Linked DNA regions of Mus musculus: regions 2, 3, 4, 5, 6 and 7 are each linked to region 1. The links are chromatin loops, found by intact Hi-C in ENCODE. Cell type or tissue: left cerebral cortex. All regions are shown on one strand. Links, peaks and the distances in the headings refer to the core of each region. The heading gives the core; the rest is flanking DNA.

What was found. Hi-C counts contacts between places; a loop is a spot of excess contacts. Peaks named below come from ENCODE experiments on the same cell type or tissue, not always from the same donor. Only the 100,000 strongest peaks of a DNase experiment are listed, where the experiment ranks them.
Region 2: it touches region 1 in a loop (4-fold over the local background); 15 of 42 quality-filtered maps call a loop at or near these places.
Region 3: it touches region 1 in a loop (2.3-fold over the local background); 2 of 42 quality-filtered maps call a loop at or near these places.
Region 4: a loop joins it to region 1, with 6 times the contacts of the local background. A loop is called at or near these places in 2 of 42 quality-filtered maps.
Region 5: a loop joins it to region 1, with 2.3 times the contacts of the local background. A loop is called at or near these places in 16 of 42 quality-filtered maps.
Region 6: a loop joins it to region 1, with 2.1 times the contacts of the local background. A loop is called at or near these places in 2 of 42 quality-filtered maps.
Region 7: it touches region 1 in a loop (2.1-fold over the local background); 7 of 42 quality-filtered maps call a loop at or near these places.

Annotation. Positions count from the first base shown.
Region 1 is chr19:43,751,290-43,755,797 of GRCm38, reverse strand. Cox15 (cytochrome c oxidase assembly protein 15) reads left to right here and starts at 2,798. Exons shown (of 9, transcript NM_144874.4): 1 at 2,798-2,976; 2 at 4,264-4,454. The coding sequence starts at 2,887. It overlaps Cutc (cutC copper transporter), which reads right to left and starts at 2,775. Exons shown (of 9, transcript NM_001113562.1): 1 at 2,578-2,775; 2 at 107-178. The coding sequence starts at 2,635. In left cerebral cortex, for the core only: a CTCF peak has its summit at 2,387 (motif pointing left); DNase peaks (open chromatin) are centred at 2,407, 2,774 and 4,092; H3K4me3 peaks cover 1,604 bases; H3K27ac peaks cover 1,570 bases.
Region 2 is chr19:43,673,618-43,678,125 of GRCm38, reverse strand. Slc25a28 (solute carrier family 25, member 28) reads left to right here and starts at 3,245. Exons shown (of 4, transcript NM_145156.1): 1 at 3,245-3,650. The coding sequence starts at 3,360. It overlaps BC037704 (cDNA sequence BC037704), which reads right to left and starts at 2,948. Exons shown (of 1, transcript NR_045645.1): 1 at 956-2,948. In left cerebral cortex, for the core only: a CTCF peak has its summit at 2,664; DNase peaks (open chromatin) are centred at 2,153, 3,079 and 3,563; H3K4me3 peaks cover 2,671 bases; H3K27ac peaks cover 2,319 bases.
Region 3 is chr19:44,133,666-44,138,173 of GRCm38, reverse strand. Cwf19l1 (CWF19-like 1, cell cycle control (S. pombe)) reads left to right here and starts at 2,298. Exons shown (of 14, transcript NM_001081077.1): 1 at 2,298-2,408. The coding sequence starts at 2,386. In left cerebral cortex, for the core only: no CTCF peak of the experiment used is centred there; DNase peaks (open chromatin) are centred at 1,846 and 2,328; H3K4me3 peaks cover 1,845 bases; H3K27ac peaks cover 692 bases.
Region 4 is chr19:44,105,681-44,110,188 of GRCm38, reverse strand. It overlaps Chuk (conserved helix-loop-helix ubiquitous kinase), which reads left to right and starts at 2,712. Exons shown (of 21, transcript NM_007700.2): 1 at 2,712-2,901. The coding sequence starts at 2,797. It overlaps Cwf19l1 (CWF19-like 1, cell cycle control (S. pombe)), which reads left to right. Exons shown (of 14, transcript NM_001081077.1): 14 at 1-1,552. In left cerebral cortex, for the core only: no CTCF peak of the experiment used is centred there; a DNase peak (open chromatin) is centred at 2,682; H3K4me3 peaks cover 2,050 bases; H3K27ac peaks cover 1,472 bases.
Region 5 is chr19:43,687,749-43,692,256 of GRCm38, reverse strand. Entpd7 (ectonucleoside triphosphate diphosphohydrolase 7) reads right to left here and starts at 2,568. Exons shown (of 13, transcript NM_053103.5): 1 at 2,353-2,568; 2 at 1,976-2,078; 3 at 1,057-1,239. The coding sequence starts at 1,983. In left cerebral cortex, for the core only: a CTCF peak has its summit at 2,680; a DNase peak (open chromatin) is centred at 2,581; H3K4me3 peaks cover 1,698 bases; H3K27ac peaks cover 892 bases.
Region 6 is chr19:44,146,156-44,150,155 of GRCm38, reverse strand. It overlaps Bloc1s2 (biogenesis of lysosomal organelles complex-1, subunit 2), which reads left to right and starts at 3,710. Exons shown (of 5, transcript NM_028607.1): 1 at 3,710-3,797. The coding sequence starts at 3,740. It overlaps Pkd2l1 (polycystic kidney disease 2-like 1), which reads left to right. Exons shown (of 15, transcript NM_181422.3): 13 at 509-627; 14 at 880-1,003; 15 at 1,608-2,519. The coding sequence ends at 1,649. In left cerebral cortex, for the core only: a CTCF peak has its summit at 1,601 (motif pointing right); a DNase peak (open chromatin) is centred at 3,712; H3K4me3 peaks cover 685 bases; H3K27ac peaks cover 674 bases.
Region 7 is chr19:43,937,964-43,942,471 of GRCm38, reverse strand. Dnmbp (dynamin binding protein) reads left to right here and starts at 2,274. Exons shown (of 16, transcript NM_028029.4): 1 at 2,274-2,355. In left cerebral cortex, for the core only: a CTCF peak has its summit at 2,141 (motif pointing right); DNase peaks (open chromatin) are centred at 2,190, 2,746 and 4,089; H3K4me3 peaks cover 1,631 bases; H3K27ac peaks cover 450 bases.

The DNA.
Region 1 (4,508 bases), core at 341-4,340:
TCTGCTGTAGCCTCCCACGTGCAAAGCTTTTGAGGTCAGTTCATAGGATTCATTTTCAGACTCTCAAAAGGTTGCCAGCCATCATGTATCATCTAGTTTTCCTTACCTCCTCTTTCTGCATTCACAGCGGACTCCACCGAATCTACACACACTTCCATAAGAAATCCATTTCCTGCTCCTAAAATATATGAACAGACATTCTTGAAGGAACTAGCAATTAATACAAATCTCCCATAAATACTTCATAATTTTGCTGCCTGAATTCACATGTGCAATAGAATAATAAATTGATGCACTAAGGCCCATCTATGTGGTAAAATGTCATTCATTAAAATTGACATCTCTAGACCATGAAATAGATATACAGACACACACATAAGAAACCAAACTGAAACCATCTTTACTACACAGTAAATGGGACACTAATCTCCCTAACACAGAGACCTCATCCCCGTGTATCCCAGCTCAGACTCTCAGAGTGTTTCTCAATGCCAGGCGTTATAAAAAACGAGAATTGGATTTCAAACCCTGGTCCCACTACTTTATTCCCTGTGTGATCCCAGACAAGTTACTTACATTTTCTATAAAACAAGAGTGGGCTTCAGTTCCTACCTCAGGGTACTGAACACTGAGATAACTTACATAAAGGCTCTCATACTAAGCATTCAAACCCATTAAGATACAGGGTTTCCTCTTTATGACTCATTCCCTTCAGTCTCCATTTTTGCCAATGATTATACTATCTCAGTTGACAAAACCCTTCTAGTTTAATCTTCGAATGCTAAACTTTTCCAAGGACCATACCAAGTCACATTTCCACGTTTTTTTTTTTTCCTCCCAAAGTAGAAACTTTTATCTACTTCTTTTGAACTCCAATAACTTGAGTTTATATATTTCTCACTAAACCCCTAGTTTCACCTCTTATTTATGAGATAAACATCTGGTCGTTATAGTTGACGTGAAGTTCCTTAATAAGGTCATTATAAGGATTCTTTATAGTCACCTCTCAGAAAGCAAAGGTCGGTCCTACCATGCTAACAAGTCAAATATACAGTAAAATCTGAATTACAGATTCATATGTTGATAATAAAAAGTGTGGTGTTAGCAGCTTTGGGGTTTTCCTGCAAGTTAAATGTATAACTCATTTTTAAAAAAGATTTATTTAATTTTTATTTATATGAATACACTGCAGCTGTCTTCAGACCCACACTAGAAGAGGGCATCAGATCCCATTACTGATGGTTGTGAGCCACCATGTAGTTGCTGGGAATTGAACTCAGGTTCAATTGAAGAGCAGTCAGTGCTCTTAACCGCTGAGCCATCTCTTCAGCCCATATAACTCACTTTTAGTTATCAGTTTTAAATGTTGGAGCCTAGAAAATGGCTCAATGGGTAAAGCTACTTACTGTGCAAGTCTGACAACCTGAGCTCATTCCCTGAATGTATTTAAAGTTGGAAGGAGAGAATTAACTCGACAAAGCTGTCCTCAGACCTCCACACACTTACTATGGCACATGTACCCACCCCCACACAATAATTACCAACACACTTTTAAAGTGTTTAATTCATGCTTCATGTATTGATCTCTGCGAGAACAGTCACCACATTCTAATAGTGGTTACTCCTGGGCAATGAATTTGGAATTATTTTTACCTTTCTATATTGCTTGACTTCTTCTACCTGATATTGCTTTTATGATGAAAGATTACTTGGAGAAACAAACAAAAATCTGTCACCTCCTAATAAGTTGCAATAGTCATTGATTTAATAAAAGACTATCAGTCCCATAGATTAGGATTCAAACATTAACCAATGGTCGTAAACAACAATACAGTAACTCCACAAATCTGGTAACAGCCCCACCAGTGGGGCTGAAGATGCTGAAGGAGTATCAGGAGCTCCATACAAAAGTATGGGAATGTCTACAAACTGTTGCAACAGGAGCCTGAGCAAAAAGCAAAAAGTAGGGATCAAAAAAGACATTTGAAGCAGTAGTGCTCAAAGTTAGAGACTCCAGATGGCTTTGGGGAGTCTGTGTCTGTATTTGCCTCTTGGGAGCGGACTGCAGCTTTAGAACACTTAAACACGCTGAGACAGGTATGAGAATCCAACTACCTTCCATCAAGTGAGATATTAAAAGAGATTTGCAAAATACAGAGCATTGCCCCTTTTGCTGTTTTGTTTAGGGATATTTATCCTTCATAAAAGTTATTTGTCTTGACATATTAATAGGCATATCTCCCGCAGGAAGCAACCAGTCATCTGTTACGCAATGGCTGTGGGAACGGATCCCACTCGCCACCCTCGGTGGCAGCTCTAGGTTGTAGAGCTGTCACCACACTTTTATTATCTACCACAGAGACAGGGAGGTGGTATGGTGCCCTCTTGTGGCCCTAGGGGCGGCGGGACGCTGAGGGCACTTGCGAGACTGGCGGGGATCCAGGAGCAGCTGAGGGACTGCGTGACTGCCCGGGACTCCGGAGCACTGAGAAACTCGACCGCGGGAAAGCCTGGCAAGCCGGGACCCACCCCGGGGTCCACCGGCCGACCGCCCCCCTGCCCCGCCACCTTCCGCACCCGCCTTCCCCGACGATATCCACGCCTGTTTCCGCTCGCAAGAAGCCCCTTTCTTCATGCTTCCCGCGTTCCTCCCTCGCTCGCCTTCGGTTTCCACTGAGTCCCCGCGGCCGCGCGAGCGACGGAGGAGGCGCGTCCCCGACGCCCGTGCCCGGCAGCCTCCCAGGGAGTCGTGCGTGCACGCGCAGTGGCCAACCTAGCGCGAGGGGGCGCGCACGACGCCTGACCCGGAAGTGCTTGTTCTTTCGGGAGCGGAGAAGCGGACCGCAGCTCGCTGGGGCGCTCCGGCAGTGGCGCTGTACTGTCAGCATGCAACGGTTGCTCCTTCCGTCCCTGAGGGCCTTGACGGGGAGCCGCAATGTCGGGCTCCTGGTCCCTAGGGTGGCGTCCAGAACACAGGTACCCACTCCTGCTGGCTCGGATCACGGAAGCCGGGCTGGGATAAAAAAGGCCAGGATAAAGTAAACGGACCGCCCTGCAAGTCCGGCTCGCCTTCTCATTTCAGGACATATTTCCTTGTGTCCCGACACCTCCCTGAATGCGGATCCGGAAATATTACCCACTGCTGTGTATGACTGACCAATTTACTTAGCTTTTAAGTTTCAATTTCCTTTTCTGTAGAATGGGAGAACGACCTGTTACACAAGGTGTTTGTAAGGATTAAAATTTTAAATATACATCAAACCCTTAGCACGTGATAAAGGCTCAGTAATTTTTCTTTTCTTTTTATTTTATTTATTTATGCATTTATTTGCACATTTGGTTTTTGCTAAAAGCCACCAGGCAGTCAGGAACTCCTATGTAGCCCCATTCCACAGTGAAGGAAATTGAGACTTACTTTAAGTTGCTTGTCTAAGATACCCAGTTACTTAGAAGTAGGAAACTGAACATACTTTTTTTTTTTTTTTTTTTTTTTTGGTTTTTCGAGACAGGGTTTCTCTGTGTAGCCCTGGCTGTCCTGGAACTCACTTTGTAGACCAGGCTGGCCTTGAACTTAGAAATCCACCTGCCTCTGCCTCCCGAGTGCTGGGACTAAAGGTGTGCGCTACTACCGCCCGGCCAACATATTTTTGCTCTTAGTGTTAGACTCAAAAGAAGACATGTATTCTCTTCTCTGATAATCAGTAGTAAAAGGTGAAAGATCTTTATGGTGTGAAGAGAAACCAGAGAATTCTAGAGTTTGTTATGTTCCTGGAAAAAAAAATATGCCCACATAGTGCCTGCCCTTGAGGAGTCAGTTCATTCAATTGTTAGTTCGAGTACCAAATATGTATTAGGTCTTGCTGTGTAAGGACCCAGTACTACAAAGGGAGCAAGAGGAAGAGCTCCCAGCTTAGTGGGGCATAGGGACAGATCACCTGATACATGACTGTGTGTTAAGGCTTGTGGTAGGGAAGGTACTTTGTGCTGTGACAGTAACCTGTTGTAAGATCCAGGAAAGTCTGGGGCATAACGATGCCAGCCCCGATCTCCAGTGGGTAGTATAAATGGAAGTGTGTGGGAGGGAATAGCACATTTAGAGACTGAGAACCCAGTAAGAAAGGGCTCAGTAGTGCAGATGAGAGTCGGTGATTAACCAGAGCGGTAGCTGTGAAATGCAGCCTTACAGGGGCTTTACTCCAGTTAAATTGAGGATAAGTGTTGGTAGCAGATTCTTCAGTTACGATTTTCTGTCTTGCTCCTTAGTGTGGCAGCAGCTGTGGCAGCCAGCGTCCTCTGAGGCCAGGACAGTACAGCACCATCACTGAAGTGGCTCTGCAATCCGGAAAAGGGACAGTGTCCCTTCCTTCGAGGGCAGCCGAGCGGGCGGTGGGCCGATGGCTTCTGGTGTGCAGTGGGACAGTGGCTGGAGCAGTTATTCTGGGAGGAGTGACCAGGTGAGTCATTTACTCTTGGTGAATCAGGTTATCAGCCAAAAAGGGAGCGTTGGG
Region 2 (4,508 bases), core at 330-4,329, 78 kb after region 1:
CAGAGTAACATATCCTTTGAAAGTAGGCAGGGGTGGGCTAGGTGACATAAATTAAAAACACACTGCTCCACAGACACACACACACATAGGAGAGGGGGGCAGGAAAGAATATCTAATAGGGCCAAAAAATAAATTTTGCCCTATTAGATATTTCCATTTTAATGGAAACATATTTAAATCGGGAATGACATGAAGTCTACAATTGTGCGTAAAGGAGGGAAAACTTGCCAACACTAGGATCCCTTGACAATTGGGAGGTTATTTTATCCCTTAGGAGTGAATCAGCAAAGTGAAGAGTGGGTGAGGTCACCCTTTCTTTCGTAAAGGTAGGAGTGTTTGAGAAACACGGAAAGAACTGCCTCGCTTCAATGGCTTTTCCAGGAGAAAGATTTTCGTTTTTCTTTAGACTTACTCATTTTAAGTGTATGTGCACCACCTGCACGCTTGTGGTGCAGGGATCAGAAAAGGATGTTGGATCCTCTGGAACTGGGTTTATGGAAAGTGAGAACCACCGAATGGGTGCTAGTGAGCAAACCCAGTCCTCTGTGACAAGTTTTGTGTTTGTTTAGTTTTTAGTTTTTTGAGACAATGTTTCTGAGGTAGCCCTGGCTGTCCTGGGATTCACTCTATAAACTGGGCTGGCCTTGAACTCTGAGATCCTCCTGCCTCTGTCTCTGGAGTGCTGTGACTAAAGGTGAACCTCACCACCACTTGGCTGCAACAAGTGTTCTTAAGCACTGAGCCATCTCTCCAGCTCCTCCATGAAGGCCCAGGACAGATTCCACACAGAGAACAGGAGTCAGCTTCTCTTGGAACTCTTTCCCACATATCCTTCAGAAGGCTTCCTCTATAGTTTCCAGACTTAAAAAAAGTCCCCTCTCCTTTTGTTGACCACCCTATGAGATCACAAGTTCTCATGGTCATCTCTGTGACAGTAAAGACATCAGACTTATTGTCATGTTTGGCTTCAGAAGTCAGCCTCATTTTATTCTCTACCCATTTCATGCAGGGTACAATGTCAGCTGGGGAGCACGGGAGGACCCTCAAGAACAAACCTTTTGAATTTTAAAAGGGAAAGAGAAGAAATGCATTCTAGGGAAGTGCCCATATAAAAGTCAGCTGTGGAAGCAAATACATTAACCCCGAGTAATAAACGTGTCTCCCCCGAGGGTAGTTAGGGTGGTTGTAACCCGTTTCTCCTTCTACAAGGCTCTTCTCCCTATCTTTCATCACTGACCCTTGCTTGCCACTCTCTGTGCCATCCGTCTCTAGGTAGACAGAACCACCCTGCCACACTGCAGTGAGTGGCTGGACATTCCCTAGCTCTCCAATGCCACAAAAACAAGCAAGTAGGCTAGGCAAAACAGAAAGAAGGCCCCTGGGAGGAAAATGAGTTTGGAATGGCAAACTTCTGCACTGTATTAAAGACTGTTAATAAACATTTCCGCCTCCAGGGATGCTCCACTTCAGTAGCTAGCAAGGTGAAAGAGACTTAGAAATCTAAAGGCTGGTATCTGGAGTCTTTCCTGGGGGAGAAAGTTCTAAGGTGTGGGTCACTGTAGGACAATGTAGAGTATTATTTCTCACCATGAGAAGTCATTGAACTGAGATGATCATTTTAGGACCATAAAAAAGTAAATATGATAAGAAGAGACGGGATATAGCAGGCATTGTCATTAATTTGTCAGGGAAGAAAATTGATATTTTAACAGGACTGGGGGGTGGAGGCTTTTTTGAGATCTATTCATCTCTCAGAGAAAAGTGCAGGGTAGCAAGAAGTCTGTATATGATGTGGGGAAGAATTCTTAACCCGAGGTTAACGGAATCTCCTTCACGCTGAAACCCGAAATAAAAAGCAGTTTTGTGTGTGACTGGGGATGGGGTTGGGAACTTAAGAGCTTTATTTTCCAAGAGATCACGACACAAACGTTAGTAACTACTGCCAAAGATTAGTTGAAAGACCCGTCCGCCGAAGGGCTAAGCTTTAGAGAGGAAATGGAAAAGCCTCCAACCGTTCTAAGGAAGCGCTACGAAAAGATGGAAAAGTTTGCAATTGCGTCATCATCTCATTAAAATAGGTTGTAAAGGCAGAGCTAGAAACTGGGGAAGCGTGTGCAAACACGCTGCTGAGAAGGGAGCCTGAGGTAGCCTGCAGAACCAGCGAGCGGAAAGGGGCCCTCGCTCCTCAGTAGAGGCTGAGGCTCGAGAGTCGCTTCAGTGCCCGCTTCTGCTCAAGGTAGTGGCCCTGAGGACCAGACGTCCCTAGCATCGTTTTACAACCGGGGAGCGGTTCTCAAGAAGCAGCAGCTCAGCGGTCCCGGAGAGAGAGAGCGGACAGCCATCAGACCCGGTGGAGTTTATCAGCAAGCGAGCTCGGGATACGAAGTTCAAGTGTATGTCTCGGAACAAGCTCCACTCCCAGGCATCAGCAGTTGCTCTGCCGCGATTGGGATGGTGCTCCAAGACCCTGACACCTGTCGTCGCCTCCGAACCATCCCATTTCGCCTTCTCCTTTCCCAACGCAGAGTCCACCCAATGAGAGCTCATCGGTCCACCCACTGGAGGGTTCACTAGGCGGCTTTGGGTGGGAGGCCCAAGGCGAGCGGATCTGCGCTGATGGCACACCACTCCAGAGCCACCCGAGGCTCACAGCCGATCTCCCCTAGCGGCGGGTTGGGCCGTGCCAGGGGACGCAGGGTCCGGGCTGACTCCGCCCCCGCCTGAGATCCCGCGGGAACAGTCGCACCGTGCTACTCGACACCCGGTGCACGCCAGAGCACGCGTCCTAACGGCAACCGACAGCGGTTTGACCTTGAAGGTCTGGCTGGCACCGCCCCCTCTCCCCGGCAGTCCCGACCGCCACGCACGCCGCGCCGGGGTACAGCCGGGAGCCGGTCCCTGTCCTCCAGGCGCTTCTCTCCACATCCAATGGAAGAACGAAGTGGTTCGGGCCAATGGCCACCGCCAAAGTAGCTAGAGCGGTTGAGCCTATCAAAGTTCAGCTTTACGTTTCTCCCGCCTCCGAAACGCTAGGGGCGGGTCGATCGGGCAAGTCCGCCAATCAAGAGCCAATAAACAAGACGCTTCCAAGATCAAAGGGGAAGGGGTGGGACCTACGGGACTAATGACAAGCTATCTGACGAATAACACAGATACATTTTGGCTCCGTAAAAAGGGGGCGGAGACACGTTAGGGCCTACACCAATGGCTGTCTGGGGGGCGTGTCCTCGGGGCCAAGCGGGAGCCGGAGGCCCCGGGCTCTCTGGGCCGCGCCTGAGGCGGACGCAACGGGGCCGGGGGGCGGCGGCAGTGGTGGCGGCAGCGGCGGCGCGTGTGGGCGCCGCGGCTGGCCGAAGTGGATGGAGTTGGAGGGGCGGAGTGCAGGCGGCGTGGCGGGAGGACCAGCTGCTGGGCCCGGGCGGAGCCCCGGGGAGTCGGCGCTGCTGGACGGGTGGCTGCAGCGGGGCGTGGGCCGGGGGGCCGGCGGCGGGGAGGCGGGGGCCTATCAGCCCCCTGTACGGCTGGATCCGGAGTCCGGCCCGGAATACGAAGCGCTGCCGGCTGGAGCCACTGTCACCACGCACATGGTGGCGGGCGCCGTGGCAGGGATCCTGGAGCATTGCGTGATGTACCCGATCGACTGCGTCAAGGTGAGACCTGGACCAGGCTGCGAACCGGACCTGGGGCTGACCCGACCCTGAACCTTGTTTAGAGCCAGAATCCCAACTGAGACCCAGAGCTGATAGGTTTCTTCCTGGCTCCTACCTCTACACACGGTTTGAGCCAATACTCCGTGCAAGCAAAGTCCTGGCTGGTAGATGAGCTCAGTCAGGAACCAGGACTTACTTCTAACGGTCAGTGAGGCGAAGCAAAAATCTTGTCAGCCAAAGACTTGATCCCGATTGGGACTAAGCAGGGATGGGATGGGATTGGGGGGGGGGGATCCCGAAGCACAGGTAAGTCTATAACAAACCAGCTGGCATGAAATCAGACGGTGAACTCTATCCGATAGCTTGGGTTGAGATGTGCTTCGGGTCGGCGCTTTCACAAGCTCCTTGCTGCGTCTTTCCTTTAAAGTGACGGGGCAGGAACCGGAATCTGGGATCTCTCAGCTAGATAAAAGTACGTATTAAATCTTAACCTGGGAGTGGTTGAAAAAAAAATCATTGTGCAGTCAAAAGTGAGAGTTCCAGACTGGAATGGATGTGGGAATAAGGCATGTTAAGAAAAACGGTTTCGGTTTCTCTGCGAGGCAAGATTGGTAGCCCATCTATTTCCTGAACGTAAAAATTGAGCTGGGACTAAGATTCTATGTTGAGGGAGCAAGTGCATCAGCCCCTTACACAACAGAGGTGAAACTGATAGTCTCTTTCGTTGGGCCCCTGAATTTGACAAAAAGGAAAACAGCTGGAGGGAAGTGTGATGATATTAGAAAGCAGATGTGGAGAAACAGAATGAGATTATCAGGGTACGCTCAGGGCTGGACGTAAAGCCAACTGCATCCACAA
Region 3 (4,508 bases), core at 317-4,316, 380 kb before region 1:
TGCCTACAGGCTGCCATGCTTCCTGCCATGATGATAATGGACTGAACCTCTGAAAGTAGCCCCAAGTTCAAGGCCTTCTTTATGAGAGTTGCCTCAGTGATGGTGTCTCTTCCAAGCATTAGAACAGTGACTAAGTAGGATACCAAGAGGTTGCTTCTTCTCCTTCTGCCTCTTCTGGCTGTTATAGACTGTAATCATTTATCCTTACTTCTCCGGTCTGTAACGGGCCTTTCATTTAAATATGATATATGTGCATGCTTTGTCTGCATGTATATGTGTGCATTGTGTGTGTGCCTGGTGTCTATGGAGGTCAGAAGAGGATGTGGCATCCCTGGAACTAGAATTACTGAACCACCATGTGGGTCCTAGGAATGAAACCCAGATCCTTTGGAAGAGCAAAGTGCTCTTAACCATGGAGGATACATCTCTCCAGCCCCCAAAACTAAAATTCTTAAATGTATACAAGGGTCCTACTTAAAGATATGTGTATCTTAGGCTGGTGAGATGGTTCAGCGGTTAGAGCACTGACTGCTCTTCCAGAGGTCCTGAGTTGAATTCCCAGCAACCATATGGTAGCTCACAACCATCTGTAATGGGATCCGACACCCTTTTCTGGTGAGTCTGAAGACAGCAACAGTGTACACACATGAAATAAATAAATCTTTTAAAAAAGAGGCTGATATATATATACATATATATATATACACACACACATACACACACATACATATACACACAGACACATATATATACACACATACATATATACACATATACATATATATATACACACATATGTGTGTATGTGTATATATATATATATATATATATATATATATAATCTTGTTATTCCTACACTTACAGTGTAGTAAGCCATCTCTATGGATACATTTTTATTTTTAGAATTGATTTGATCCTATAGGAAAGTTGCAACAATAATACAGGCAAATTTCACAGACACATTTTCATATTTTACTGTTGTTTTCTCATCTCTGAAATCATATAGCTGTTCATATTAGCAAATCTGTCTTCAAGATTCAGTCTTGAAAGCCACTCCTGGAGTGTATCATCCAAAAAGTAAGAAAAAGGTTTAAGTTACCAACAAAGCAGGGGTATTAATATGTATGAGGCAAAGGATTTAATAACCCCCTCAAAAGCACTGCAGAAATTGTGAGAAAATTAGAGATTTGAGATTCTTTCTTAACAACTTGATTCTGGTAACTTGGGTTTCTTTCCTTGTCAGGACAGTCCTTTCCAGGTCCTTAGCAGGCTGTTGCTGGTTGGCTTGGCCCCTTCAGAAAAACCGACTTACCAAAAGCAAAGCAAAAAGAGACTAGAGATAGGACCCGATGAAAATGTGAAATTTGTTTAATCCCTGAATGAAAATAGTCCCCATGTATACAATCAATTACAGAGAACTAAACATTGTGTACATTAGGTCTTGTTACTGAATTAATTTAATTCTTTTTCAGTGTGCTAATATTAAGGTAACTTAAGGGAGGGTATTTTTATGTATTTGAGAGGTGCACACTGAGGTCTGCACTTCGCTTTCAGATAACTCAGTGAGAAGGACAGGGTTTGGGTACTGGGGGAGAAGTGAGCAAGAGAGAAAATGTAGCGACATGCCGATACACTGAATAGAAGCTATTCTTTCAATGTGTTAAAAAAAATTTAGGGGCTAGGGAGATGTCTCAGTCACCCATATAACAAATCATGAAGACTGGAATTCGCATCCCTAGTACCCATGTAAGTCTAGACAGGTAAGTTTCAGGTCCCACGGGGAATCCCAGCGTTCAGGAAGCAGAATTAGGGGATCTTTTGGGCAATATGGCTTCCTAGACTAGTCTAATCCAACGAACTCTGGGTTAAAATGATACCCTATCTCACTCAATAAGATTGGGAGCAATAGAAGAAGATTCCTATTCTTTCCACAGGAACCTGCATGCACACAAGCATGTCCCCCTCCCCCCAAATACAAACTAAAACAAAAACAAAAAACCCAGCCAGGGTTGGAAAGATCTTAAGAGCGCTAGCAGTCATGGGATCCATACAAACTCGCAGGCGCACAGTTCAATAATTCCAAATGTTTCTAAAACAAACAAAATAAGACACATTTTTTTTCTATTTTAATTCCTCCATCCTTTTCACTCCAGTTACCTTTCCTTAAATAAATAAATATAAATAAATAAATAAATAAATAAATAAATAAATAAATAAATAAATAAACGCGGAGAGATTTTTACCCCTCTACACGCCCCATAGCTAGGTGATTTCTATTGGCTGAGTGGTGTGACGTCATATTTCTGCGCCCCGGCGTTCCAACCTTGAGCGCGCGTTCGTGTTTCTAGCCTTTGGTGGCCGTCCCAGCCCTGGTTGTCATTCCCGATGGCTCAGAAGCCACTGCGTCTGTGAGTGACCTTGCATCGGTAGACTCAGGCACATAGGAGAAAGGGAGAGAGGCGGGCGGAGGAGTGGGGGGGTCTTTCTCCACACCGGAAGGGGAAGACGGAGGGGAGGTCGCAGGGCTGCTGGGAGCCGGAGTGGAGGCTTCCTGTTCTCGCCTCCCAGTTCATTTCGCCCTGGTGTCTTCAGAGTCTCTCTGGCAGAACTAAAAACTTGATGAGCCGGACTTCTTTTTCCTTAGGCCTAGTCTGCCTGGGACACACCATCTCCTTGTCGTTTCTCCCGGCGTCGCACGTATTGATTAGCCAAATACTTGCAGGCATGGGGTGCACGCATGGGTTTTGTCAGACAAGATGAGCATTGTCCTGTCCTCGCGTACTTTTGTTTGCGCGGTCGGTTAGCGAAGACATGACTTAATTTAGAAAGACTATTGTATTGAGCAGCGGACAAGCGTCGCACAAACCAGTTCCCGCCTTGATAGCTGATAGTCTAGACTAGAATAACACGTGTTAACGAATGCGGAAAATGTAGAGAAAGGGTTGATGGTTCTGGAGGGTATATAATAACGATATTTGGCTTAGTATAAGGAATTAAGGCTTTCATGAGAAAGTGAGGATTTTTTTTTTTTTTTGAAAGTGAGGATTTAACTCTGGCAAATATTATTGTATTTAACTCAGAGAAGACATTGAAACGTTTAAAAACTCCTTAGTGTGACCTAGTTTTTGTTATGGAAAGTGATCCTGCTTGAAAGTTGGGAAACAAATAAGAGCCGAAGTAGAAGGCAACAAGCATTAGGTAAAGCAATGTCAGAGAGAAAGTTCAGGAATGGATAGTCTGTTAAGCAGGTGGACTCACAGGGCCTGGTGATGTTTTGATGGTGAGAAACCTCCACTGTAAGGTCATAGATTTCTGTCTTCAGTCATTGGGATCAGAAAATGCTGAAAAGGGGCCCAGATCAGAGAGTGAATATGGATTGTACCTGTCAGGAATTGATAATCAACAGGGAACAAAAAGATGTTAGAGGCTCTCAAAGAATAAATTATACTGCATGATAGTTAGGACAGAATTTGTTCTGAAATGGTATATGGATTTCTGAGATTTTGAGAAAGTGGCTTTCTCAGCCCACCAGGAGGCTACAGAGACTCAGCCTTGATGGATGGAAAAGCCTTGAGGTTGAGCACAATGGGGCTCTTAGGAAAGAGAATTCCCTAGAGCCTAGCAGAGGCAGAGTGATCAATCTGCAGTTTGGGAGAGTTTAGTTAGGAAAACTTAGAGAAAGTACTGGGAAGACAGGCCAGAACCGGAGGAAAACTCTTTCTACAGGAAACGAGGCACTGTGTAATGTTTTTAGGAAGGAACATTAAACTGAAGCAGAGAAAGCACTATGGGGTCCATATAGTCTACCTTGCCTCCAAACCACATCAAGTAGGTTTCTCCGCCTCAGCCATTCCCTCTAAGTTGTTCAGATTTGTTTCCCTCCGTTCCTGCCTCTCCCTCATTTCCCATCCCGCTTCCCCACTTAGCTTGTCTTCAGACTTTAAGTTTCTCATCTGCTTTTCTCGTCCCTGTTTCCATTGGCCATTTCCTTGGTTAGCACTTTGATTGTAGTTTAACTGTTCCTCCAGACCGTCCTTTTCTGTTATTAGACGTATTGATGAAACATGTACAATCATATCCTTATGCTGCTTGAGACTGTTCAATGATAGGAACAATAAGAACAGAGAGATATACGACAATAGAGTCTATAGTATTTTGAGTTAAAAGATGTTACAAAAGTAAGTAAGGGCTGGTGAAATGGCCCAGTGAGTAGTGGCACTTCCTGCCATGCCTGGTGTCCTGAGTACAGTCCCTGATGACACACGTGGTGGAGAGAGGGAACTCTCTTTAGTGGTTCTCTGACCTTCACATGAACACCGACACATATACGCCCTCCCAATACAATACCTCCCCTAAAGTGAAAACAAACAAACGATGTAAGTCAGAATTGTACAAGTCAGAACTTAGATGTTAGAGCAAGTCACTTCACCACTTGGGACAGTCCCCCTCATCAACCTTCATGCTTGTCATTTTCTCCTCCCTGCCCTGTAACATGCTATGCTTGCCTC
Region 4 (4,508 bases), core at 238-4,237, 350 kb before region 1:
TGTGAATTCAAGGCTACTCTGGACTACATAGTGAGTTTCAGGACAGTCTGGGCTATGACGTGAGACCCATCTCACCTCTCCATCCTTGCCCTCAACCCCCCAAAAATGTAAAAGTAATGCCCCCCCAAATCTTGTAAATAATAGAAAAGGGAACACTTTTCTAAGGCTGACAGATGTCTTATGTTGCTTATGGCCACTGAAATGAGATTGTGTGTGCGGTAGAGATCAGAGTTCTATCCCCGGCTCCTTTCGGTCAGGGGAAGGGCACCAAGCCCCGCCTTTGCTACTGCTTTCCTACAGCATCTTCCTCACATGAAAGAGTCCATTCTGTCTTTTAGATAGTTAACTCTGCTGTGCTAGGACATACTCTGAGATCCAGGAGTATAGCTTGTGAGTGCCCCAGTGTGCTGCCCTTGGTACAGAGTTTAGAGTCTAATTTCAAAAGGAAGTGGCAGATTAAGGGCATGAGTTGAGTTTAATTTGAATGTGTTGTGTTAGATGTTTAAAATACCGGAGTTACCCAGTACACGTGTCCAGAATGCCATTAGACGCTTCTTCTAAGACTCATGCAGAACAGGATTGGGGCTAGGGCTTTGAGTGCATTTTCAATGTTTCATGTGTGTAAGACACCTGAGTTATCTCACAGCTGTGTCCAGAGTGCAGGTAGATAATTCTCAAACTCATGCAGATCTAGGTTGGTGATTGGGCTTCGGGAACAGCCAGGGTATGGACCAGAGTGAACTTACAAAATAAAAAGGGCAAATGCTATAACCTAGAGCTTTTCCACCTGGCCTCTTTGTTCCCCAAAGTAGGGCCTCTGAGACTTCTTAATATTTCATGAATAAATTCTGAGGCCAAAAGCTTTGGCTGGTTCCCCAGCTGGCTCATAACTTAATCACCAGTTTATCCTAAGGCCTGCCAAGTGGCTGGCTCCCTCTCCTTCAGCTTCAGGGCCAATCTTTCCCCCCTGACTATTTCCCAGAATTCTTTCATTCATACCTCCCCTGCTCCCCCTGACCCCAGCACCCTTTTCCCTCTCTGCTGGATGTCCCACCTCCTAGTCCTGCCTCAGCTCATTGGCCATAGGGTTTTTATTGACAGGTGACTCTGCCATACACTGCACAAGAGATTCTATGCAAACACAGTCAGTTCCACCTTAAATATGACTATGATTTAAGGAGCAGCACAGGGAGAAACAGCAGTGTGAGCACAGGAGGACGCTGCAAGCTGGAAGCCAGAAGACAGGAATTGGTCATTGTTCCTGTATAGACCACGAACAGTTTCACTTTGTTCTCATAAAAATCTCCTGACCTCCATTTTGTTTCTGAACAACAAAAAAACTAAAACAGTCTTGGAAACCTGAAGATTGTGGAGCCTGACAGGAACCATTTTACAGTTAAAAAAATTAAAAGGCCAGGTCTTTAATCTTAGCATTCTGCAGGCAGACCAGTGAGTTTTAAGGCCAGCCTGGTCTACATAATGAGTTCCAAGTCAAACAGGGCTATAGCAATAAACCTTGAGTTGCATTTTAATTATAGAATATTTAAAAAGCAAACTCACTGTAGAAACCAGTTTGAGTAATTTAGACAGAATTATCTTGGCTGGAGTTTTCAGCATCCCTCGAGTACAAATTATGAAACTGCATCCCACCTGTCACTCCTGGCTCTACCATACACAGCAAATGAGGTTTCATCCTGTTACATGACCGTCTCCTCTGCTCTAAAGATGCTCTCTCAGAGCCTCATTTCTATTACCTTCAAGTTTAATATTCCAATTCCATGAAAGATATGAAAATAATAGAAACCAGTTTATCGAATACCACTCACTATTAGTGACCCACAACATCGAATTGCATGCTGACGTTGAGAATTTGATTTTATGCTGACTCTTACACTTTTGAGTTATTAGCATCGCTAGCTTCAGCCCGGTACAAGCTTGTAATCCCAGTCTTGGAAAGACGGAGAAATACGTTCTAGTCCAGGCTGGACTGTATTGAGATCCTGTCTCAGAACAGGACACCTAGAGTCCATGAAGTGGATAACCCACTCAAATGGCTAGGTGGGTTGGCTTTCCCTGTGCAGCCCACCACTCAGAAGTATGCCTCTCTGGACCGAGAGCTCCTCCAGGCTTGTCTTTATAGCCCTGTGGTGCACCTCAGAAACAATTCCAACTCAAGTCGGAGAGAACAAGGCTGATAAACAGTAAGGTCGGTAGGGAGACTCACGAAGTCGCGAAGAAGAGTTTTCACTCTGGAATAAGTCACATCCTTGGTTGGTTTGGGATTATGGAGAGATTCTGATTTACAAGGCTAATGAATCAACAGGGCGGTTAGCGCAGTTTTCTTTAATACTTATGGTGGCCTTAACCGGTGCCGACCGGCGAGTGTGGTAGGATTCGAGGGGCAGAGGGCAGGGCTCTCAAAAAGATGAAATGTGAATGAGGTAGGGACAATGTGGATTTTAGAGTTTGGAGAGAGATCTATTTTAAATAAAAACACGTTGTATGAAACCTTCAAAGAACTAATTAAAAAATATCTATACAAACAAAAATAAAATAAATAGGAACCGCACGCACGATGGTCCTCGCAGGTTGGAAGTTGCCCAGGGCAAGCCGCTGGTGCCCAGTTTCCGGCAGCACCAATCCCAGGGTGATTCCAGGAGCTCGGGGCGGGACTCTGCATGCGGAAGCTAGCGGAAGTGACGCAGTCTCGCGAGACGGAGGACTCCGCAAGCCTCGGCGGCCCGGAACCGGCCTTAGACCGGCGGCGTTGCCTGAGGCGGCTGGCGCTCCCGCCCCATGGAGCGGCCCCCGGGGCTGCGGCCGGGCGCGGGCGGCCCCTGGGAGATGCGGGAACGGCTTGGCACCGGCGGTTTCGGGAACGTCAGTCTGTACCAGCACCGGGTGAGGCGGGGGGCGGGAGCCGTGGCGCGGGCTCTGTCTGGGCGTCCCTGGGACCCGAGCTGTCAGTCAAGGTGGGAGGAGTGGTGGTCGCGACCCTGGACGGGGCTGGGGGCTGGGGCAGTGAGCGAGGGCGAGCGATGGAGCATCCTGCGCTTGTGAGCCTGGGTGGCCGCGGTCCAGGTGTGTCGGAGGTCCCCGGGCAGTGAGTGACAGGCAGCTGTTGCAGCTGTGTGTGGTGATGAGGAGTCTGTACAAAGTCGAGTGCCGATGCGTGTTGTGTGTTTTGTGTATGTGTGTTGTGTGTGTCTCCGTGTGCCTGCTCACACTCCCTCGGGAGCGAGCGGTGTGATCCACTGGAGACTGGACTAGACGAGAAACCTTACGGGTGTGTCCAGAGTTGACCCTTGGGAAACATTGACAGACTTTGGAATTGGAGCGTTTCAGGTAAAAACCAGGGTGAGGGTAAGATGATGAAATCGATCCTTGCTTCGGAGGAAAGAAAATAGAGGGGTTTGTTCTGCAGAAGACAGCTAAGATCAGGCTCAGGAAATTTGTTTTGATTTATCGAAGAACATGTAACCGTTACAACAGCAGTTATTCCTGTCCTTAAAAGGTTTTCAAACTAACAGTCACTTTTCTTACTTTAACGTGTTGTTGTTAATGTTCGGGGTGGAACACAGGACCTTGCACATGCTAGGCAAATGGTCTACCGTTGGGTTACAGCCTCAGCCCTAGTTAATCATGTTTGAGTTGTGGGTCTTTTGAAAAGTCAGTAAAACGCATCTTTTCTCCGGAAAAAAAAATCATATCAATACAAGCCAGTGCATTATTAGTGAGGGTTTTGCTTTCCTGAAGGGTGTAAGGAATAGATCTTGAACACCAATCATTGTAGTATAGGATTTGTTGACTGTAAAATATTTAGAAGAATATACATACATTCTGGGCCTGCTTGAGAGTTGAGTCAGATGGTAACAGAGACGTTAGGAAGTACAAGATAGGTACTGTAATTCCGCTGATAGCTCTCCACTGTCAAGTTATGGCAACCCTCATTACTTGGACTTTTATAAAAGGAGCAGTAAGATAAAAATGGTGTTCTGGAACATCATATATGAGGAATACGTTTTAATTAGAAAAACAGTAAGCCAATTACAGGACATGAAATGATTTAGTTGATTGCTATATCAGGCGCTGATGGTACCCAAATCAACAAGAATAATATGTTCTACTCTGAAGGAGCTTTCCGTTTCAGAGAGGGGGTGGGCATGGTGGCATCCTCTTGTAATCCTAGTATCAAGGGTTCTGAGGCAGGAGGATTTGGAGTTTGAGACCTGACTGGGTGGCTTTCATATCGTGCTCAAGGCCGGTGTCAGTTACATAAGAAGGCCCTGTCTCAGAAATAAACATTAAGTACAGTTTGATACCCTAGGCACTGAAAGATGTCTTAGGGTTTTATTGCTGTGAAGAGATACCATGACCAAGGCAGCTTTTATAAAGCAAAACGTTTAGTTGGGGCTGGTTTCAGAGGTTTAGTCAGTTCTCACTTGGTGGGACATGGTGGCACGCAGGCAGACGAGGCACTGAAGAAGTAGCTGTGAATTCTATATCCT
Region 5 (4,508 bases), core at 260-4,259, 63 kb after region 1:
ACAGAGAGAGAGAGAGAGAGAGAGAGAGAGAGAGAAAGGGGGGTCTAAACATAATTAACAGACAAAACGTAAATGTGGTGATCACCCACCCACACAGCCAGAATGGATAAAAAAGCAAGGCCGAACTCACTATCTACAAAAAGCCCACACCACACACACACACACACACACACACACGGTACTGTATAGGTAAAAGCACTGACTGCTCTTCCAGAGGACCCAGGTTTGGTTCCCAGCACCACATGGTACCTCACAACCATCCATAATGCCAGTTCCAGGGGATCCAACACCTGCTGTCCTCTTTAGGCACATGGTGCACATAAATGCACACGGGACACACACATGCAAATAAAAATAGTATTTTTTTAAAGACATACTTAAAAGTACTGAAAAGAATCACATTAACACGATTCAGAAGACAGCTGAGATATAGACTAATATCAGGCTAGTAGATTTCAGAGCAAAGAGTAGAATCAAGGATAAAGAGACCCATTTAACAAAGATAGAGAAGTCGATTCATCAAAAGAGCACAACAATCCTAAACATGTATGACCCAGTAAGCCTCAGTCCACCCAGACGAGAAAACAGAAAGCTATCTTTCACGGCTGAAATACAGTGTCAGCATTCTTGAACTAAAACTGTAGACAGCCAAAATGGGACTTAGGACTTTCCTTACGTAAGGAATGGCATGCAATTTTACTAATAAAAATGTAGAGCTCAGGAGTCAAAGGCAGTGCGTGAAAGAGTTTATTTAAAAATAAAGAAAAGAAAACCAGCCAAGTCTGGTGCCACAGACTACAATCCCACCAGTCGAGAGGGTGAGCCGCACACTGACAGCATCCAAGTTCAAGATGAGCCTACAGAGTGAGTTCGAGGCCAGGGAAATTTAGTGAGAACCCTGTCTCCACCATTAAACATTTAAAGAGGGTGAGGACATAACTTAGTGACATGATGCTTACTGAGCACGTGCAAGACCCCGGGTCAGTCCCCTGAACTACAAACGTAAGGTTGTAACTTCAAAACCAATCTGAGCAAAGTGATCAAAAGCTGACTTACCTCTCATACTGCCTGTCCCGTGGTAACGAAGTGGCCCAGTGTCGTAAATCCATGATTAAAAGAAGTAAAAGGACACAGGGTATAAAGAAGAGTCCCAGGAATGCCACCCGCTGACGGAGAAACGGGCTCACTGTGGGCACAGTGAAGTACCAGGAGGCTGGGCAGAGGTAGGAAAAACTGATCCTGGAATGAGACAAACATTTGTTAAGTCCTAAAATCTCTCCATAAATTACCGCTTTAAAACTGTTTTTAAAACTAGATGAACACCCTGAAAGGCAAAAATCCCAGGTCAAGAGAAGTCTAAATGGTTTTTTTTTTTAAGTTGCAAATGAAAGGCAAGCACCTGTATTGTTCATAGTGTTTCTTTCCATCATGCAGTTTAGAAAGACATGATGTGCTTGAATAATCTACTGTTGGTGGAAAGATCAAAGGGAGGGGGGCACAGGGGCGGGGGGCACAGGGGTGGGGGGGTGGGGTCTTCCTAACACTGGCTAATCAGAGAGGCTGCAACATGACCGACCACTAGCCATGCTGTCAAGAAACCAGATAGTTACACAAGTTATTTAACTGATTTTTTTTAAAAATGCTTTAGCAAATTATAGACACAAGGAGACCTTTCTTAAAATTAGTTTTAACAGATACACAGTCAAAACTGAGTCTTTGGCCTTAACTCAACCACCTTTCAGAGACAACCACTGCTACTCTCAAGACCCCAGGTTATGGGCTGGAAATGATTCGACTGGCCTTTCCAAAGAATGCAGCTTTGACATTTTTGCATACACCTGACCAGGATGCAAAGTTTAGGCGCAGCCTCAGGGCAAACCTCACCTAGCCTCCCAGCGCCCCCGCCCCCCCCCCCGCGCCCCTGCTACCACCCTCCACTCAGCTCCTTGACAGATATAATGAGTGCAAACCTTACCTAGCCATGGGTTCCCTTCAGTGGTCTCGACGTCTGTCACCTCCGTTTCCTTTTGCTTTGAGAGGGTGGCCTCCTAGTCCCAGGCATCTCCTAAGCCTGCAGCCTAGAAAGGGTTGGCTGGCTTTCAGACAGTGCCCAAAGGACCTGATCCCCGCAGCGACTGCACGTTTCCTTCCCACTGTACTGACCCTCACTCCGTGTCGCTTCTCTCTCCTCCCACGGGCCCAGAGGATCCTACCGTGCATCCCGAACGCGGGGCTTTCCTGTGGACAGGCTCAGTGTTCACGGAGCACGCCACCCCAGGTGGTAGGGACAGGGGACCCCGCTTCCTCTCCTCGTCCCTATCCGTCCCGCAGCTCTCCCGCAATCCCACTCACGGGAATCCCGAGGCCCGCTCGTCCCTCTGCACAGCCCGGCCTGGTCCTGGTCCTCAGCGGTTCCCAGTGGCTCCCAACACAGCCGGAAGGAGGCCCGGCCTCCGGCGGCGCCACGTCCCCAAGGAAACCGCACCGAGCCAATGACTGCAGGGGACCCGGAGAGGCCCGCCCTGCGCGCAGCCGGAGCCACCGGCGAAGCCGCGGCGGTCACAAACTGAGCGTCTGTTCACAACGACACCAATCCCCAAAGGTGCCTGGCCACGAATGCCCGCCCCTGGACTCCCGGCCGTGACCAATGGAAAAGTCGTCGCACCCAGGCTCCGCCTGGAGGGCGGGCTGGGACCCGCAGCCCGCACGGGAGAGGCCACAGACTGCTGCTGCAAGGCCAGCTCCCTGCGGTGGCCTTCACCGCTGCAGCTTCCACCGTTCCTGTGGGTGGGTCTCCGAATGCTCATCACAGCTACGCACCCCTTGCTCATAGCCTTTCTTCCCTCATTGGCAGTTCCTCCATCCCGTCCCTTTTGCCCACAAACTGATATCCCAGGATCACTGTCATCTCTCATGATAGAAACACTGTGAGAAAAAATTAGAGCCGGTGACGTTTGCATCAAAGTACTCGTGTCCATTTCTTCAACGTTGGTTGTCTACTGGGTGCAGATCATGAACATTTGTATTGTTGTCCTCCTGGGCCCTATGGTAACACAAAAGAAACAGTCCCTTAACTCTTGCTTACACCAGCCCCGTGTCTCATTTTGCATGAAGAAGTCTCTTGAATGACAGAAAATCTAAAGTTTTTACAACCTGTCCCTTTCATTACTGTCCACGGTGCACCTACTGGGTCTCCTCACCTCTTGGTTAAGCTCCAGCATGTGTACCCTTGAGTGTTGGGACCTGATGGTTTTTGTACATTCTGCTCTTCTCACTTTATCAGCTCCTGATCATGTCTTACCTTTGGCTTAAGGGTGTCTTCCTCCAAAAATCTTACCCGACCCCACATCTTTTTATAGACACCTTCTGTTTCAGTTACTCCTCGATTTACAACCATGTGCCTGTCTGCCCCACTAACTCCCTATCCTTGAGAGCAGGAGTATCCGCTCTTACACATCCCCAAAGCTAAGTCACACCATCCCTTATAAAACGCCGCCAACACAGGACGTAAATGAATACCTGGACGGGGATGAAGACCAAGAGGAGATCAATAGGGACAATTTTATTCAAAGCTGGCTGTAACCAGTGACAGTCACTGTCACTGCATTTGGCAGAGAATCGAAGCTCTCAAAAGAGTAAAGCAGCTTTGGTAGTGAAAGGGACTGGGCTTGTCTATCTCTGACGAGGTATCATAGCAAAGACAGGCTGAAGGTTGAGTGACAGGTGCAGAGGAACACACTCCACTCAGCGCTCTGCAGCTGGGCCTGAGTTAGAAAAAGAGCAAACAAAAAAGAAGCTGGCTGGAGTCTTGGAATCCTACACTTGGAGGTAAAGGTGGGTGGATCTCTGTTAGTTCGAGGTCAGCCTATCGTCCATAGTGAGTTCCAGGACAGACAGGAATATGTACAGTTCAAGGAAAAAGGACAAGGTAAGATGGCAACCCAGCTATCAGAGTAGCAGAAGGGGAAGACAAAGTAGACAAAGGTCAGATCAAGGATGACAGAACTCTGGTCAACCACCACGATGCTTTAGTGTCACACTTAATCTGGGACACTGGAACCGCACTGAGCAAAAGGTGTGCAGGCAAATGCAGGGCTCGGGACGTAGACCAGCTGGTAGAGCGTTTTCCTGGCACAGACCATGAAACCCTGTGTTCGACACACACACCCACACCCGCCCCCTGCACCACATTTTAAAATAACAGAAAAGCAAAAACAAGCAAACAAACAAACAAACAACTCTCAAGCCTGAGTGTGGCGGTGCTTGCCTGTGATCCCTGCAGACATGGACAGAGAGAGGATCAGAAGTCCGAGTCATCCTCTACTATTTAGCAAGGTTGAGGTCAGTGTAAGCTATGTGAGACCCTAGCTCAAAAAGACCAAATCAGACCGGGCTTGATGGTGCAGTCTGTAACCCTAGCACTTCACTAGGAAGTTGAAGTGGGAAGATTGCTGTGAGGCAGTCTGGACTTCTTGGTGAGACCATGCCCTAAACAAACACAAATACAC
Region 6 (4,000 bases), core at 1-4,000, 390 kb before region 1:
ACGTTCTAAAATTTCCTAGATGATTCCAGCATACAGCCAACGTTCAGAACCATTGCTTTTGCAAGATTGTAATCCTTGATGAGGGCTGGTGAGATGGCTCAGTGGTTAAGAGCACCGACTGCTCTTCCGAAGGTCCTGAGTTCAAATCCCAGCAACCACATGGTGGCTCGCAACCATCTGTAACAAGATCTGACGCCCTCTTCTGGAGTGTCTTAAGACAGCTACAGTGTACTCACATATAATAAAATAAATAAGTCTTTAAAAAATAATCCTTGATGATCCTCCATGAGAAATTGTTTTCTTGGAATTTCGAAATTGACTACTGTGCCTGCTCCATCCTTATTAAGTGGAGGTCAGAAAATTCAAGGGCAGTATCACTAGACATAGGGAGGACGAACAGAGACCAGAAGGCTAAGACTGGGATTGTAATTCACAGTAGAGGCTGGATCAAAAGAAGGTGACTGTCCAGACTCAGCATCTTCCCGCTAACATCCGATTTCCTGAGCAGGTGACCCTCAATGCTGAGATTGAGAACCTAGGCCGGTCTGTTGGACACAGCCCCCCAGGCGAATTGGGCGCGGAGGCTGCCAGAGGACAAAGCTGGGTTTCTGGAGAAGAATTCGACATGTATGTGGAGGCCAGGGCCTAGGGATGGCTGGCTGTGGCATCTTTTGAGACTCTCTCCACAATTCCCAATTCCCTTTGCTGGTCCAGTGGGAGTTTCTGGTCCCCTGCGACCCTCCCTCCTCCCTGTAAGCTTGAGCCTTGCCTTCCTCCCTCCCATCTAGACAAACACCACAGTACTGTCTCTAATACAATACTCCTGTGCACACCCAGACACCATTTCAGCTTCCTTGGTCTCTCTCAAATCCTACTCAGGCTCACAAGGAGAGTTCTGCAGCTGCAGTGTGTTCTGGAAGGAGTTGTGTCCCAGATTGATGCTGTAGGCTCAAAGCTGAAGATGCTGGAGAGGAAAGGGGAGCTGGCTCCCTCCCCAGGAATGGTGAGTGCCCTCCAGTTGGGTCCGCTGAGTTCTTTACTGCTGGAATCCATCTTATTTTCTAGACAGTTAGGAGTGAGGGGCATTCTAGAAAGACGAGGGAAGTAATACTCACAGTGGTCACTTCTCTGTGGAGGTGGGTGGAGGACAGGTCCAGAAGTTGCTGTCAGCCTATAGATTACCTTGACCTTTTAGGAGGGTCTTTGAGTTGTTATAACCAACTATGAAACTATGAAAGAATAGACTGCTTATAAACTACCGAAGTATATTTTTCAGTTTGGGAGACTGGGAGGCCCAAGATCAAGTGACTAGCAGATTTAGGATCTAGTGAAAGTCAACTTCTTGCTTCATGGACTATTCAACTTAAGTGTTCTCATGTGGTGGGAGGAAAGAGGGACACTAATTCCCCTTATAAGGACTCCACACTCCCGATCTCACCCCCCCAAAGGCCTCACTTCCTAGTACTGTCACATTGGGGATTTGGATGTCAGCAAAAAACTTTGGGGAGACCCAAACATCAGTCTATAGCAATCTAGGTTCTTTGTTAATAAGTTGCAGAGAAAAATAAACTCTCCTTCAAATGAGCTATTCCTTTTTCTTCCAACAGGGGGAACCAGCTGTTTGGGAGAACCTGTATAATCCGTCCTAGGTGTCACTCCAGCTCCCTGGGAGTTCAGGGTGGACAGGAGGATGGAAAAGGGGTCCTAAAGCAACAGACAGCAAATTCTTCTCTCTATGCCTCCCCCACAAGCCTCATCTCCATCTCCATCCTCATCCTTTCTAGGGCAGCATGTTTCATGATGGCTGCTATGAAGTTCCCCCTGTATCTGGCCTTTTCAGCCGATGTTTTTGTGTGTAGCTGGGCAGCATGCTTAGACTTGTCCCTTGGTGTTTCTTTATGGAGTTGCACAGCTCTGTGAAGTAGCATTTCCTACCAGGCCCCTCTCTTCCTGGGCACTTACTTCTGCCAGAGTTGATTGACATCAACAACAAACAAGAAAAAGGAGCAGATGGGAATGACTCTCCGGAAGACCTCAGACAACCACGATTAGTTAACAGGTAGAAGTCCAAAGAGTGGGCGATGGATGTCTTCCTACGTTCCAGTAACTCTTACCCTTTGTGTGCATCACGATATCTGCCACTGGCAGGCATGGTTGTGTGTAGGAGGCCTTCCCTTTCTTTCCTCATGGGGTTTCCCTGTAAAAGAGAAAAGGAAGCTGTAGTGGAAAGAAGATTTTTGTGTGGTGAGATTCCAACAGAGGAGTTAAGAGTGACCCCCTCCAAAGGTGAAGTCAGTGAATTCTGGAGGAGCCTGCCTTCTGGTTCTTATGTTCCAGCGACTAGCTGGAACTGAGGGGACTTCAAACCTGGAATCAAACAAAACCTGAAGGAATCAAGCCAGAAAGGCTATCAGGATTCATTGATCTTTTGGACTAATATGTGGTGGTCTCTGGCTCTCTTCGTCATAGGACAATGTGAGGTTCCAAGGTGATTAGCAATAAAATTCTTTAGAAAACCACGTCTTTGCATTTCCTTCTGGGGCTATTGAGAGAAGAGAGAAGGATAAGAGTGTAAGACATTGTTGTACACTCTCTGGAATGTACTGGGGGCCATGTCAATCTCAGGGAGGTTGCTTCTCCCAGCAATCTTGAAATAAGAAGCCTTGGTTCATAGGAATGTTTGAAACGGCGGGTACTTTGATTATCCTATAGAAAGGAGTGGAGAGAAGGAGAATCAGTCTAGGGAGAATCAGTCTTCAGAGAGGAGATTAGAGGATAACCAAGACTAAGTTAAACTTAGTCAAAAACTCTACACTTAAGATTTTGGATGCTCAGGAGCCTGCATCCTGAAAACCCTTACACACCTCTTTCCCCCTCTCCAGTGACTCTCATTCCCTCACACTGAGCCTTCTATTCATCCCTGTCACCCCCACCTGTTCTCACCACCCCCCTCCCCCAAGCATTCCGTAAACCCGCTAGACGCGTGCAACAACTAAGTATAATCAAGATAACCTATGTGTCAGTGACGTCGGAAGTTTCCTTCAAGAGAGGTCCTTTCAACTAAACATTAGGGGCTAGCTTGCACTTCAAGAGATGTGAGTCAGAGAGTTGATACTAGTCCAAGGCCTATGGGAAAGGTAAGGGAGATTCCATCAAGAATCAAGGCCAAAGCCGGGCGGTGGTGGCACATGCCTTTAATCCCTGATTTCTGAGTTTGAGGCCAGCCTGGTCTACAAAGTGAGTTCCAAGACAGCCAGGGCTACACAGAAAAATCCTGTCTCGAAAAACCAAAAAAAAAAAAAAAGAAGATTCAAGGCCGAAATCTTGTGGGAGACACCCTGTAAAAGCGAATCCCTGAACAATTCTTTGATGAACAAAACATGTCAGGGTGCTGGTGTCTGGGGAGGAGGCCACCTCTCTCCAATAACTTTAGCTGACATGTTATGATGGGTCCACAACCCAAGACAGGCCGTGGCTGGCACAAGTGACCGTTCTAGAGTGTGGCTGCAGGGACGAACGCATTGCCAACCAGGTACTGTGATCTCAGTAACGGGCTAATTCGCAATAGCCTTAGCTTCAGTTTCAGCTTCATGCTTGGACTTTGATAAAAGGTCCTTATTTGAGGTGTGACTTGGGCAAGCCGATCAAAGCAAGGAAGCTGTGAGCAAGCGGCGGGGCGGGGCACCCGCGGGGCGCACGCGCAGATGCCCTTAGAACCGGAAGCAGCCTTGGGTCGGGCATGGCGGCGGCTGCGGAGGGCGTCCCGGCGACGCGACGGGAGGAGCAGCCACCTCGAGGTACTACCCTGTGTGGATGGAGATGCGGCGGCTGATGGTGGGGAGGCTAGGTCCGGATGCAGGAGCCGGTGGACCTGTCTACCGCAGTCAGGGCACTGAGACGAAAGCCTAGCTCCTGAGCATGGGAACGGAGTTGGCGTTTCAGGTGGGCGGGTGCGAGGAGAAGGGACGGGATGGTGGCAGGAGGAGAACGAAGGCGGCGG
Region 7 (4,508 bases), core at 285-4,284, 190 kb before region 1:
TTTTGTTTTTTTTTTTTTTTTTGGATATGTTGGGAATATACCATTTGATTGTTACCAGTCTGATCACTAGTTCCAGGTGTGGAAATGTATAGTATTGTTGGGAGACAGAATTCTCCATCTTGTGAATTATTACAAGAGGGTGCTGTGTAGCCCCAAACTAGACAGGAGTCTCAGGGCAGTAGACCATTCCTCTGCTAGCCTGCCTCAGAAGAATGGTATTATGGAAATCAACCATTCATGATTTAGAATCTCCATGATGCCCTCAGGCAATCACTCTCAAACTTCAGTGCACCCACCAAAGAGCATACCTCTGAGAGTCAGTGACCTGGCCATTCCGGAACTGACCCTTACGTGAAAGGAAAATGCTTCAATTAGGCGTGGAGAAATGGCTCAGAGAGAAAGACACATGCCGTCAAACCTGGAGGCCACATGGTAGAAGAGAACTGATTCCCAGAAGTTGTCCTCTGACCTCCTCATGAGACCCCTGCCTCAAGTGCCCCGTACCCCAGTAACTAAGTAAGTAAGTAAATAGATAAAAAAATAAATAAATATTTAAAAAATAGATAGAGCTGAGTTATGCTAAGCGGTTCCAATGTTGTTTTAGTTTCAAAATGAAATCTTTGCTTCCAGTTCATCTGGCTTTCATAAGGACTCCTTGGGTCCAAACCACAATAGAAAAGTATGCACACAGAAAACAGAATTGTGGTTAGTTAATAATAACAAGCATTAGCGCCAGGGTGTGGCAGTGCTCACCTTTCCCCCAGCACCTGGAGGTGGAGGCAGAGGCAAATGGATCGCTGGGGGTTTGAGACCAGCCTGGTCTACACAGCAAGGTTTAGGACAGTCAAAGCCACATAAGAGAGAGGAGACTCTGTCTCAAAAGAGAAAGTAAGTAAGAAAGAAAGATAATAATACCATTATCTAGGTAGTAGATTGTCATTTTACTTGAAAGGGGGAGAAAAGCTTACTGTTTGACAGGCCGCTGAAGCATTTGATCAATTTCTTTCAAAAACAAAAATCTGGAATATTTATGTTTTACCACAAAAATGCCTTCCTTCAGTGTTCAGACAGCAAAGGAGGAGAATAATGTATGTGAGCAGCAGTTTCACCCCTAGGTACAGCCTCCAAAGAACTGGAAGCAATGGGTCCAGCAGATACGTGTACGATTTGGGTCCTAGCCTTAGCCACAGTAGCCAAAGGGGAAACTCCGCCGAATGCCCAGTGAAGGACAAACGCCTAAACACAACGCAGTATATTTAGCAGTAAAAAGGAAGGAAATTCCGACACATAGAACAGCACAGATGAAACTTAGGGCATTATTCTAACCAAAATAAGGCAGGCACCAAAAGGCCAAGTATTGTAGATTGCATGTATGAGGGTCTTCAGAGTAGACGAATTCTTAAGGACACGAGAGACTAGGAATCGCTGGGAGTGGAGTCCCTGTACGATAAGAGCAGTTTCAGTTTGGGAAGTTGGGGTCCCGGTGCCGGACAAGATGATGGATGCGTAGCAATGTGAATTTACCTACTCTGATGGACTGCACGCACACTTGACAATGGTTCAAACGATACACTTTATGCTATGTCTAGTTTACTACGATTTTTGAAGAGTCAAGAAACAATCTAGCTGATGAGATTTTAAAATAAAGCCTTATCTCTGCTGTGTGTGCATAGTGATATATGATTCCTGCATTCCTCAAATCTGCTAGGTCGGTCCCCGCGCTTGCACCAGCTCCTCCACGCACTTGCGATCTTTAACAGTCAGAAGTCTTCCGGGACTTTTCAGAAACCGGGACGTTTGGTTCTAGTATTCTGTGATTCCTTGCTTTTAAATTCTCAAAATTGTCCTGTGAGACTTTGCTCGGGAGAAAAGAAAAAAAAATCGATGAGGAGTGGGCAGTAACCTGATGGTGTTCCCCTGTAATCCAGCACTTGGAGGAGTGAAGGACGATGGAAGGTTCAAGGCTAGCCTCCGCCTCGGAGTAAGAGAATTCGCGCAGCGGAGAATTTGAGTTCTCTAGGTTGGCGGTAGCGCGAGTGCGTGGGGATCTGGATCCTAGCCTGAGCGAGGTGTGTCGCTAAACGCCCCCACGCAGTCCGTGCCTCAGTTTCCCTGAAAGGCCCTGGGAGCCCGAGCCCTGACGTGGCGGAGCGACGGGCTAGGCGGCCGCCAGGGGGCGCGAGCGCGGGAAACGGAGCCGGGGGCCACCGGACGGAAGCGGCGCTAAGGGAGGCGGGGCGGCGCGGAGTCACCCGGATCGGCCCGCCCGCCCGCCGCCGCTGAGGGGAGGTGACCGCGGCCCGGCCGGGCCACCAGTGGCTGTGCGCGGAGGGAACGCCGAGCGGCAGAGAGCAGGTCGGTGCGGGGCCGGGCGTCCGTGGGGTGGCGGGGTGGTGGGGTAGCGGGGACGGTCGCCTGCGGGGCGCGCGGGGCTTGCGGCGCAGCTCTCGGTCGCGCTGAGCTGCGCTCCGCGAGACGCGAGGCCCTCGCTGTCTTCACTCACGGCCGAGGGGGTGCAGGGGGGGGGGGGCAGCAGCCCTAGGGACCGTCCCGGGGCGCGGACCGGGGGGCGAGGTGTCCAGCCGGGGCGCTGTCACTGCGCCGCCCTGCCTCTTGGCTTTGAGTTGAAGAACTGAGCCCCAGTCCTGCTCCTGGTCACTGCTGCAGCTGGTGGGCATGAGAGGCCGGGATTTCGTGACAGCCAGGCAGCGATGGTTTCCCAAATAACCCGGGACTATTTATATTTAGCTGGAGATGCAGTTTTGGCTTACTGGAGTTTTTAGGTACCCAGGACGATTGCATGCTTGTGTCAGAGGAGGATGGTTGTCACTCGAATAAAGGGGTGTTGGGGTGACCGGACAGGACAGCATGTGGTGTGTATTAAGAGCTGCGAAGGGTGTTTTTAGGGCACAGGGTCGTGTTGAAAAACCAACTTGAAAAGCAAGGTCGCATGTGGGATTATGGCTGGCAAATTCTGTAACCTGTCTGACAGTGTTTCTTTTATAGTCTTGGGAGCACCTTGTGGAACTTCCTAATTAATAATGGTGACAAGCTAGTGATGACACCGATTCTCTGGTAGGAGCATAGTTTGGACTCCACTGTGCTTAGTCGAGTTACATGCCGCTGATAGAGCTGACTAATCAACAGGCGATTTTTGCAGCAAGCAGACCTGATTTCTCAGTTAGGGCTGCATTTATAAAACAGTCGTAGGAAAAGCATAGTCGAGGTGTAGTGTTCAAGTTAGTGTATCCATCGGGCCTCATTCCCCCTAAACTACTGAATCTCGTGATCTCTCAGGCCCTTCCACCGCTAAAGTCTTTCATTTGTATTTGAAGCCGATCCCTCCTGGTGACAACAAAGTCCTAGGAAAACAAAGTTAATTTTACAAATTATGTAGCAGATGTTCAACTTCACTGTCGCTCCCCGCTCCCCCACTCACATAATATTGGGTTGAAATGAGTGAAACCTGTTGTGTGTGTGTGTGTGTCATTCATGTTTCTGTGTTAATGTCACCCAATGGCTTGTCTAGACAGAGATCTTGGTGTGTAGTGGGGAAGTGCTAAGTCTGGCATGGGAGTGACTTGCATGTTGTCACAGGTAGTTTTTCCAACAAGCCAAGAACATTTTGACTCAAACTGTGCTAACTTTTAAGCTAACTTTTATCACATTGTGTATGGTTTGGGCTGGCGCGTGATAGTAATCTTTATAGATGCTGTTCAAATATGTATGAACTATTTGTCCTTTAACCCACAAAGTAGGGCCTCCTAACCTCTTCACCCCCTCTTTTCTGGCACCGAGCTCCGAGCATCCCCTTAGCCTGTGAGACCCTCTTCACATTCCTCCTTCACCCACGTGGCAGGGCGGGGCCTTGCCCCACTGAGCTTGCTGTACCACAGGATGCTCTACCCCTGCCGAAGGGTCAGGGTCGAGCAGACTCTGTTCTGAATGTTTATCTCGGTGTTTCCAGAGCAGAGCTCTTTCCCTGTGCCTTAGAAGGAAGCGTTTTTTCAGCATGCTGCCTTCCAGCGCTTCAAGTTCATCACCGTTCCCAGCCTTCTGGGTCACTTTGCTCTGTACAGGGCTAAAATAAATGCAGAGTCGTATTTTAAGCTACAGATTGCTTAGTCTTAAGTTGGGCAGGGTGGGAAGGCACACTTTTAAAAGTGATTCAAACCGTTTACAAGCAAAGGCTTGCTGCCTACCAGCAGTTACAAAGCTTGGCTTATTTTTCCAGTTTTTTTTTTCCCCGACTATGGGACAAAACACAAATCAGTTAGCATATTGCCTGTGACTTTGCTACTATTTCAGGATCCTATGAGGCTCTCAAGCAATGCTGCTGTTGTTGTTGTTAATAAAACACTCTTGAGACTCATTCACTCCTCAAAAGTTCCATGTCAGTGAATGTGTAATTTTTTATTATTATTATACCCAGCCGTGAAAGCATCTCAATAAACTAATTTTCAAGACTAAATAACTCAGTCTTGCTTTTGGGAGTTCATTATGAGATA